Regions from separate parts of the Mus musculus genome. Here region 1 is linked to region 2. A link is a contact called in ENCODE Hi-C data. All regions are on one chromosome and are shown on one strand. Each heading gives the region's core, a stretch centred on a gene start or an enhancer-like site at or near the end of the contact. The rest is flanking DNA. Distances are from core to core; before and after follow the strand shown.

Region 1 (4,755 bases), core at 857-3,356, about 130 Mb before region 2:
TGAAGAGTTTGGTCCTGTGAAAGTGCTCAACAAATACTTAGACCTTTCTCATTTGACTTGGTTTTATCTTTGTTTTTTTAAAAACAATCCAAGTGATGGTTGCTTTACATGAATATACGTGCTGGGCTGACACAACTCAATTAAGGTAAAAATAAATATCAAGATTAAAGAGCCGGGCGTGGTGGCGCATGCCTTTAATCCCAGCACTCGGGAGGCAGAGGCAGGCAGATTTCTGAGTTCGAGGCCAGCCTGGTCTACAGAGTGAGTTCCAGGACAGCCAGGGCTATACAGAGAAACCCTGTCTCAAAAAAAAAAAAAAAAAAAAGATTAAAGAGCACCTCAAAGTAGACCTTGTATCTGGGATGCTGGCCAAGATGTGTGCTGTCTCTGGGATCGCCCTTGCACTTTTTATATTGCCCTGCACTCCACCATAAGTAGTTCCTCCCCATCTCCCACCCAGAGCTGAAATGGTTTAGCACTCTAACTTCCCAGCTTTGGGACTTACTCCTCATCAGCTTTAAGTTCTGAATCCCAGCACTTGTCACTCATCTGCCCAGTATGGCCCCGGGTGAGGTGAGGCTCCACTTGGCTGTATCTTATGGTGGCAGCTGTCATAATGTAGAGAGGGGAAGGCCACATGGAGAAATAGTAGGGCCATTCTAATTCCTTTGATAATGACACTCTTAGAAAGAACAAAGTAAGTGTCCCCTAAGATCCTTCCAAGGGTAATAGTTCCAGTGACCTATGGTCTCCACTTAGGCTCCATCTCTTGAAGACCCTACCACCTCTTAACATCACTACATGGAGACCATGACTGTGGCACATACTACCAATGGATACACACCAAAAACACAAACAAAAAATAAACAATCACCTGAATATCACTTGCAGATTGAAAGCTAAGATACACATAATGTTGTCTCTCTCGAGGGAGTTTCTTTGGCCACACGTAAGGAAACAAAGATCCCTCACTATATCACAACTAGTAGTGACAACCACTTTTGCCTTCTGACCTTTCTCCAGAATCTAAGAGCACTCTACTCCAGTAACACTGATTCTTTGTTCACCTGGACTTCAGTCAAGCTCCCAAACCTCCTAGGCCTGCCTGTACACTTCTTTATAAAATTCAGCTTTCTCGAAGCTCCAAAGCTTTGTATCTTGTCAGCTTCTTCATCTGCCCCCAGATGAAATCTGATCGAAATGGCCTTTCCTCAGCTAGAATCCCAGGGTCATTTTAGCTGTACTTTCCCTTGTCTTAAAGTTTCCCCTTAGTTCTTTTCCATGTACAGACCCCCATCCTTCTCCTTGCCATTAATTTATACTTATTCATATTGTATTCAGAGTTAAAGCCAATCTTTCCCCCTCCCCCACCAAAGTCACCATTGCATCAATCTCTACACCTGTCAAGAGGACCCTGAATAAAGTCTTCCTCAGTTTCTATAACAGGCATGATAAAGGATTCAGTGTTGCTCTATTTCTTCATCTATAAAATGACAATGGATCCTGCTTGTCTCACGAGAGCACAAAAAGGATAAAAAGAAATGAGGAAATGCAGTTTGGTAAAGCCCTTTACCAACCTGAAAGCATATGAAATCTTAGCATTTTAAATACTGCAAGTGAATGCAGCCAACCAACCTTTCATGCAATAGTAAAGCCCCCCCCTCGGCCCCCGCCCCCGGCCTTCTCCACATCACATAAAGAGGCATGCAGAGAAGATGCTGCTCTGTCCGTTCTTTCTCCCCATCACCTTCTCTCCTTCCTTCCTTGTCTACCCTCTTCTGTTGTCTCAGACTCTGCTCATGTGGCATGCACAACTGAGAGAGGAAGGCCAGCAGAAGAGCTGGGCAGGGATATCCTTCTGTCCTCTCCTGGCAGTGCCTGGCCCATTACTATTCCAAAGTAGAATGAGATACAATTCCCTGAGCATATGGCTGCCATCAGGGTTCAACTGCATGAAGATGAGGATACTCACGAGACACAGAGGCACAGGGCTCCTGGCACAGACTCGCTGTCTCTTATCAGAAAGTTGCCATCCACACCTCCCTTGAGGAGCAGGGCTTCACACTCTCGCTTGGTCAGGCAGCCATGGTAGTAAGGCAGATCCATGGAGGGTTGTTATGTTTAAACCGCCCTGTCACCCTGAGATCAGTCCCAGGCCAAGGAGGCGCTGTGATGAGGGAAGTGAAGAGGAGTGGAAGGTCTGTTCCTCCACTGTGGTCTAAACAAATGAGGCTGCTCTGTGGGGTCAGTGAGCTTTACACGACTCAGGAAATGAGAAGGGAGGGAGATGGAGTGACCATGACACTTCAGCCTAGAGGTAGGTGGTTCGAATATGATTCACACAAGTGAGCGAGTATACCTTCTACCTGAGTCAGTGCTGTTTGTGGCTGTAGCAGCAGCACTAAAGTCAAGCTTCCTAGGGCCAGGTTACAGCATATCTCGTACAGATTTTCACCCCTTCTGGCTACTAGTGTGCTTCCTAGGGGCCATACCACTAACCCTGCTGCACTAGGTATCCATTTCTGCTTGGGCTTTTTCTGATCGTGCTCTGCATTAATGGCCATCTATTCAAAAGTAAGCTTCCCTAATGAAGGTTGAGAAATGCCCTGCTCTGTGGATACAATAGTAATAAGTTCTTAGGTTTAATACCATGTTCATTTAACAAAGTAATAGTCCTATGTCCTTCCCTAAGTACAAGAACCTCTCTAGCCATGGGTTCTTAGCCCCAATAGCACTATCAAGAATGAATCTCTGTTTTGGGAGCATCCATCATAGAAGACTACTTGGATATGGTTTTAAACTGATAGAAAGTCTTTATTAGGCTCTCTCTCCTTTGCCTGCTTCCCGTGTGAGACTGAGCAACTGCTAGATCCTTGGACTTCCATTCTACAGCTGCTACTGACCATTGTTGGGAGTTGGACTGCAGGCTTGACTGGAAGCCCATCACAGCAGAAGAGAACAAAGCACTTTAACCTTTAAAGACACAGAATTCTACCGGTAACCGGTAACAAACCTCAGAACCACAGTTAATTAGCACAGACAGACCTGACAAGATTTATCATTTGTACTGATCGGTGCGACTCCCCAATTATACCGTTTAATTTTAATTACTTTACTTTTTAAAAATGTTTAATAAGAGCATCAACTTTTAAGTTACTTACATTAAATGTCTTTAAATTATTCTTAACTGAGCACTGTTTTGGCCAAACTTTTTAATTGCTCACCTTCCTTGCTGACTTGAAGCTTGCAGTCCCAGTTCCTGCCCAATGGTTTCTTTTACTCAGTGGACCATTAGTAAAATGCGTGGGAAAAGTTGGACTGAGATTGGGCAGAGAGGGAGCACCCTGCAGGATGTCATGCTCAGGAGACTCAGAGGGAGCACCCTCAAGGACCTCGTGCTCAGGAGACTCAGAGGGAGCACCCTCCAGGACCTCGTGCTCAGGATACTAAGAGGGAGCACCCTCCAGGACCTCGTGGTCAGGAGACTCAAAGGGAGCACCCTTCAGGACCTCGTGCTCAGGATACTAAGAGGGAGCACCCTCCAGGACCTCGTGCTCAAGAGACTCAGAGGGAGCACCCTCCAGGGCCTCGTGCTCAGGACACTAAGAGGGAGCACCCTCCAGGACCTCGTGATCAGGAGACTCAGAGGGAGCACCTTCCAGGACCTCATAATCAGGAGACTCAGAGGGAGCACCCTCCAGGACTTGGTACTAGAGAGACTCAGAGGAAGCACCCTCCAGGACCTCGTGGTCAGGAGACTCAGAGGGAGCACCCTCCAGGACCTCGTGCTAGAGAGACTCGGAGGGAGCACCCTCCAGGACCTCGTGCTAGAGAGACTCAGAGGGAGCACCCTCCAGGACCTCGTGCTAGAGAGACTCAGAGGGAGCACACTCCAGGACCTCGTGGTCAGGATACTCAGAGGGAGCACCCTCCAGGACTTCGTGCGCAGGACACTAAGAGGGAGCACCCTCCAGGACCTCATGCTCAGGAGACTCAGAGGGAGCACCCTCCTGGATTTTCATGCTCAAGAGACTCAGAGGGAGCACCCTTCAGGACCTGGTGCTCAGGAGACTTAGAGGGCTCACCCTCCACGACCTCGTGCTCAGGAGACTTAGATGGAGCACCCTCCACGACCTCGTGCTCAGGAGACTCAGATGGAGCACCCTCAACGACCTCGTGCTCAGGAGACTCAGAGAAAGCACCCTCCATGACCTCATGCTCAGGAGACTCAGAGGGAGCACTGTCCAAGACCTCGTGCTCAGGAGACTCAGAGGGAACACTCTCCAAGACTTCATGCTTAAGAGGAAGACGGTGATTGAACCATAAATCAAGGTAGAACTGTGAGTCTGGTACTGTAACAGCCAGATGATACCTTCCCATCCACTCAGGAAGCCAGCCTGCTCTGTCATGTCACCCAAATGTCTCTAGTGAACATTTCAAGAAGCCTAAGAAAAATCTGTCTCATCTGGCCACGATTTGATTGACAAGTCCAGTTTCTCTATTTTTTTGTCAGTGCTTCCCAACTTAAGATCAATCAGAACAGGCCAATATGTTCCACAATCCATTCACGTAGGAACTCTGCTTAAAGCTACCACCTTCATCTTCCTGGTGACAAAGGCTTCCAATCCTGCCCTTCTCTATTTCCACTGTTCAGTGTTCCCATTCCCAACCTTCTCTCAACACTTTGCCATAGCAGACATAATGGAGATTATGCTGCCTCCCAAGGCATAGCGAGCTGGGAACAAACAGCCAGCA
Region 2 (4,865 bases), core at 1,061-3,560:
GTGGTAGTGATTGATGGTGGTGCCTTCGTGTTCGAGATGGTGGTATTAATAACAGTGTTAACTTGGTGGCAGTGAGCGATAGCATTGGTGATGTTATAGTGATGTTGGTGATGTTTGTGGCGATGGTTGGTGATATCGGTGGCAATGGTAGTAATGATAACTGTGGTGGTGATGGTGGTGGTGATGACATTAAAATGTTTGTCCTGGCCCCAATTCCCCTCCCCTAAGGTGATCTGGCTCCATTCTGAAAGTCTGGCTCCAATTAATGAGTAATTATCCTAAGAGCCAAAACTCTGGATCTCAATATTTTGACATATTTTATAAATGGTTAGAAAATTAAATCATCAGTAAAGAAAGCATAATGACAAAAGTATTTTAAATGGATTTTCAAATTGAGTAAACTGCTACATTAGCTAGAGGTTCCCGAATAATGGAAATATATTGTGTACTGGACACTGATGGGGTAGTCTTTATGGTTCCTATAGTTTCTCTCCTTGTCTCTTTTGCTTTCTTCTGTTTGTTCTCCTGTTCTCTTCCTCACATACCAAGTGAGCAGAAATAAACTGGTATCAATATAATTTGCCACTTGTCTAATTTCCTTGGTCAGTGTGTGTTCTTGCCTGATCCATGAGTCTTGTGGGCTTTTAGGTGGAAAATCCCTTTCCAGGCCGTTTGTTCTCAAACGCTCCATGCTCCCGAGTGTAGCCCGAAATATGGATATTATCTGAGTTTATACAGGCTGAGAAGTAGCTATTATCTCAATATGACAGTAAAACAGTTGATTACTTCCTGAAGCACCACTTTAAATCAAGAACCTCTCTAATAAAATCTTTTTAAAATTCTTTTAAATTATAGAACGTGGAATTAACCAGCCTCCACACACTGTGCAGGCCTCTCCCAGGCTCAGTTCTGAAAAGTCTCCTTTTGCCCCGAATGGCATGGAGCTGGAAAATGCAGACCTAACTAACACTCACTGAAATTTTTGTGAGAAGTTGTGGGCCCTGTGCCTAACTTGACCAATTACTCAGGGACCAGCTTTACACCTGTTTTTTACCTACGCCCCAAAGCAGTAAACACTCCTTGATCCCATTAAATCACAAACACTGACAGAAAAGAGCTCGTGGAAGTTCTATGTCTGACAGTCCCATTTAGGTTTTAGGTCTCTCGGCTATTTAAACTTAAAACAAAAACAAACAAACAAACAAAAATGAAACAAACAAACAAAAACAACCAAGACTAACTCCTAAGAGTTGGCCATTTTCTTCTGGGCATTTTCAGGGTCACTAGGCCAGACACTTCCATACGACAGTGGCATTTAATTGCATATATTGGGCCTATGTTTCTAGGTCTGATGAATTCTGTCACTGCAACTGTTGCATTTAGAATCGAGCTCCCAACCAGGTGGCGATGCTGCACATCTTTAATCTCTGAGTTCAAGGCCAGCCTAGTCTACATTGGGAGGTCTACAGAGGGAAATCCAGGACAGCCAGGGAAAGCATGCCTCAAAACACAACACAGCACAACAAAACAAAACAAAACAAAACAAAACAAAACAAAACAAAACAAGAATCCAGCACCCAGCCCAGCAATCACGGAGGCTGATTTGTCTTGGAAGAACTTGCTCACACCACTGTACAGGGCTGCATTCCGTCAGAGTTGTTAATATCTGTCTAAGTAAAGCCCAGAAAGTGTTTGTGTAAGGGATCCCTGCTTGCTTTTGGTTAATACTTAAGTGTTAATTATGACACAATCACTAGTTTATGAAGTCTTTCCGTGTATTTCTACTTACAGCGCCTGCTCTCTCTGCCTGCTCACAGGGCTGGATAAAGCATCATGCTGACGTGAGTCTTGGGTGTGTCTGGTGCTTGCCTCCTTATGGCTACATGTTTATGTTCCCCTAAAACTCACATGTCAAGATCCAGATCGTCCGTATTTTGGTTTTAGCCTTTGGGATGTGATTAATCACAAAAGCAATGTCCTTGTGAGTAGAATTAGTGCCACTATGAAGCTGTCCCCAGAGCACTCTCCTGTCTCTTTCACTCATGAGGATGGAGAGGGAGTCCATCATCTATGAACTCGGAAGTGAGCATTGCCAGGCAACAAATCTGCCAACATCTGGGTCCTGGAGTTGCAGGTTCCAGAATGCTGAGAAACAGCGCACCGCTGTTGTTTAAAAATCACCTAGTTTATGTTATCTTGTAATAGCAGCCCCAAACAGACTAAGACAGTGAATGTGCATGCTAATGTAGTCTTTCCTTATCTGGTATAAAATATTCTCCCCTGCATCTACGCTAACGAGAATATCTGAAGATAGGGGATGAAATATTCATGACATAAAGCACAGAGCTCTGAATTTAAAAACATTTTGGCATATTTTAGGGAATCTAACAAGGAGACGAATTCTTTGCTGAAAAGGAGAATCTCCGTGTTCATCCTGTACATGAGAACGGAAGCCTTTCCCCTTTCCCGTCATGCACTGTGCCGCATGCTCTGTGGGACAACGTGCTACACGGCTCATGTGTGGTCAGGCACCTGCTATATTGATTGACAGATGCCAGACACAGCATCAAAGGGCTTTAGCTTTCTTTGGTTCCAGAATGCAGTCTAGGTCCTATGGTGGCATCACATACAGCACTTAAGTGTCGTAGGAAGGGGGGTTGTTTTTCATTTTTAGTTTTCCATGACTGCGGAGATTTTGAAAGTAACCTTAACAAAAGAAAATAACATTAAATAAATAGTTCTCCTCTCACTTATACAAACTAGTACTGGGAGCACCAGACCAAAGGACAGCATCTCTCAATGATGTTGAAGGATGGAGAGTGGATAGATGAGAGAGCTTCCACCGGCAGACCGCGTCAATAAACTTTGAAATGCAGAGGTGCAGGGATGTTACATAGTTCAGGGTCTGCTGAGGTACAGAGCTGATTTGAGGCAGAGGGTAAATTCATGTTTTCAATGTTGGCAGCTGACAGCAAGTGTGAACAAAAGAAGTCAGGGTTGTGAGAAATTGAGCATAGTGTTAAGGTCAGGAACAAGTTGATTCTTAGGTATAAAGTTGGCTGATAGAGCTCCTACAAACCAGGAGATGATGATGCTTTTTGTTGTGTGTGGTTTTTGGAGTTGTTATTGGGGGGTGGGGTGGGGCTCATGAACACTAAACTTGCACTTTACTACTGAACTACATCTCTATTTCTTCTGTGGTTCTTGAAGATAACTGTGACTGACAATATATTTTTATGCCAGATCTTCATTAGATATCCCATTTGTGCCAGGCCTACATTAGGTAATAGGAATGTATTGACTAATTGACTATCTTTCTGGTGGGGTGGAAGAAGATATCAACTAAATAAATGTCCTTGAGTTATGAATTATGACTGGGCTCTAAGATTGTAAGGGACTAAGAATAAAATTGGAACGATGATTATGGTAGTTGAATTCATGTGTCTAGATTGGAGGGTAGGGTGTGGTAAAGGTATCTTTCTGAAGAAGTAACTCTTGACCTCAGAGTTAAAGAATGAACAGGGGTTTGATGTGCAAGACATGCAAGAGAGATTTGAGAGGTGTGAGACAGGAGAAGGCAGCAGATACCCAGCTAGCACAGAGTTGACAAGAGGGAGCTGCTCGAAAGGCAGTTATCACCCAAACATTGATGAGACCATGCAGGATCGTTAAGCTCTGTTCAAACATTCTGACTTTATTCTTAGTGAAAGGGAAACTTCAGAGAGCTTTTACAAAGTGGGGGATGGTGGGGGGGGGTGGATATGTTCCTACCTGAGTTTCTCAGTCTGGACACTGTACAGAGAGCAGATAGGGAAGACAAGAACAGCGGTTTAATTTATGCGTCAGCTTAACTGGGATGAGGAAGGCCCAGACAGCCTGGAGTGCATCACGCCTGACCATGCATGTGATGGCATTTCCAGAGACTAGCGTCTGTCTCAATATTCCCAGTGATGAAGACCTGCTATCACCAGTGTGGGTGGGTATCATCCACTCAGCTGTGGCTGAAGTCATGACAAGACAGTAGAAAAATGAACGTGCTGTCTTGATTTGAGCAAGGATATCTGTTCACTCCTTCAGACACAGGAGCTGCTTAACCTTAGGCTTTTGGACTTAGACCAGGATATACATATGTACCATCTGGCCACCCTCACTGCTAGACCTTAGGGTTAGATTGATACTGTATAGGCAGCTCTCCTGCTCTCCAGCTTGTTGAAGACCTTTCGCAGACTCCATACTTACATGAACGAATCCCTCATTATCTCTTCTCACTTGAGTGTGTGCGCACACACACACGTGTGCCTATGTATATAATTCTGATGTTTGTTTCATTCACTCATTGGGGATGAAAGATCATCATTATTCAGTTCGTAGATTCAAATGATAATCTCCTCTGGGAACACCATCACATGAAGAAAACCAGATGTGTGTGTGTGTGTGAGTATGTGTGTGCGCACGCAAGTGCGTGCATATGTGTGCATGTGTGAATGTGTGTATATATATCTTACTGGTTCTTTTTCTTTGGTAGACTCTGCTATGACCAGGTGCAAGATGATTGCAGAAGTCCAGGTAGGAAGGCTGACAGCAGAGAGAGATGTGATGTGGTGGAAATGGAAGGAAAACTCAGGTCTCCACATTTGTTCCTTCATGATAAACTGGGAGCGAATCAGACAAGCACTCCACTGTTCGATAGTTTCTTGCACTGTATGGTCAGGGAGTTAGTTAAGCATTGAACATGACATGGAGATGAGAGGAAAGACACGTGAGGGACTCCAGCTATCCAAATGGCGACTGACAGCATGTCCTTCTTTTTAAATAAGCTGTTGCCAGGTAGGCTCTCTCCCCGTCTCCCTGTTGAGCAAGTGCAT

What was found. Hi-C counts contacts between places; a loop is a spot of excess contacts on that map.
Region 1: a loop to region 2 is called in a map of regulatory T cell, with 1663 times the contacts of the local background. The contact joins the promoter of Sh2d1b2 here to the enhancer-like site in region 2. A Hi-C loop is called at or near these places in 5 of 37 maps with a recorded cell type or tissue (T-helper 1 cell, T-helper 17 cell, T-helper 2 cell and 1 more).

Annotation. Positions count from the first base shown.
Region 1 is chr1:170,230,222-170,234,976 of GRCm38, reverse strand. Sh2d1b2 (SH2 domain containing 1B2) reads right to left here and starts at 2,106. Exons shown (of 4, transcript NM_001033499.1): 1 at 1,973-2,106. The coding sequence starts at 2,106.
Region 2 is chr1:42,812,620-42,817,484 of GRCm38, reverse strand. No RefSeq gene overlaps it. Among named protein-coding and RNA genes, the nearest start is that of Mrps9, 36 kb to the left of the region's middle. Within about 2 kb of position 2,310, at least 1 of the 3 ENCODE cell types and tissues checked has a DNase peak (open chromatin) inside an H3K27ac peak, as active enhancers do.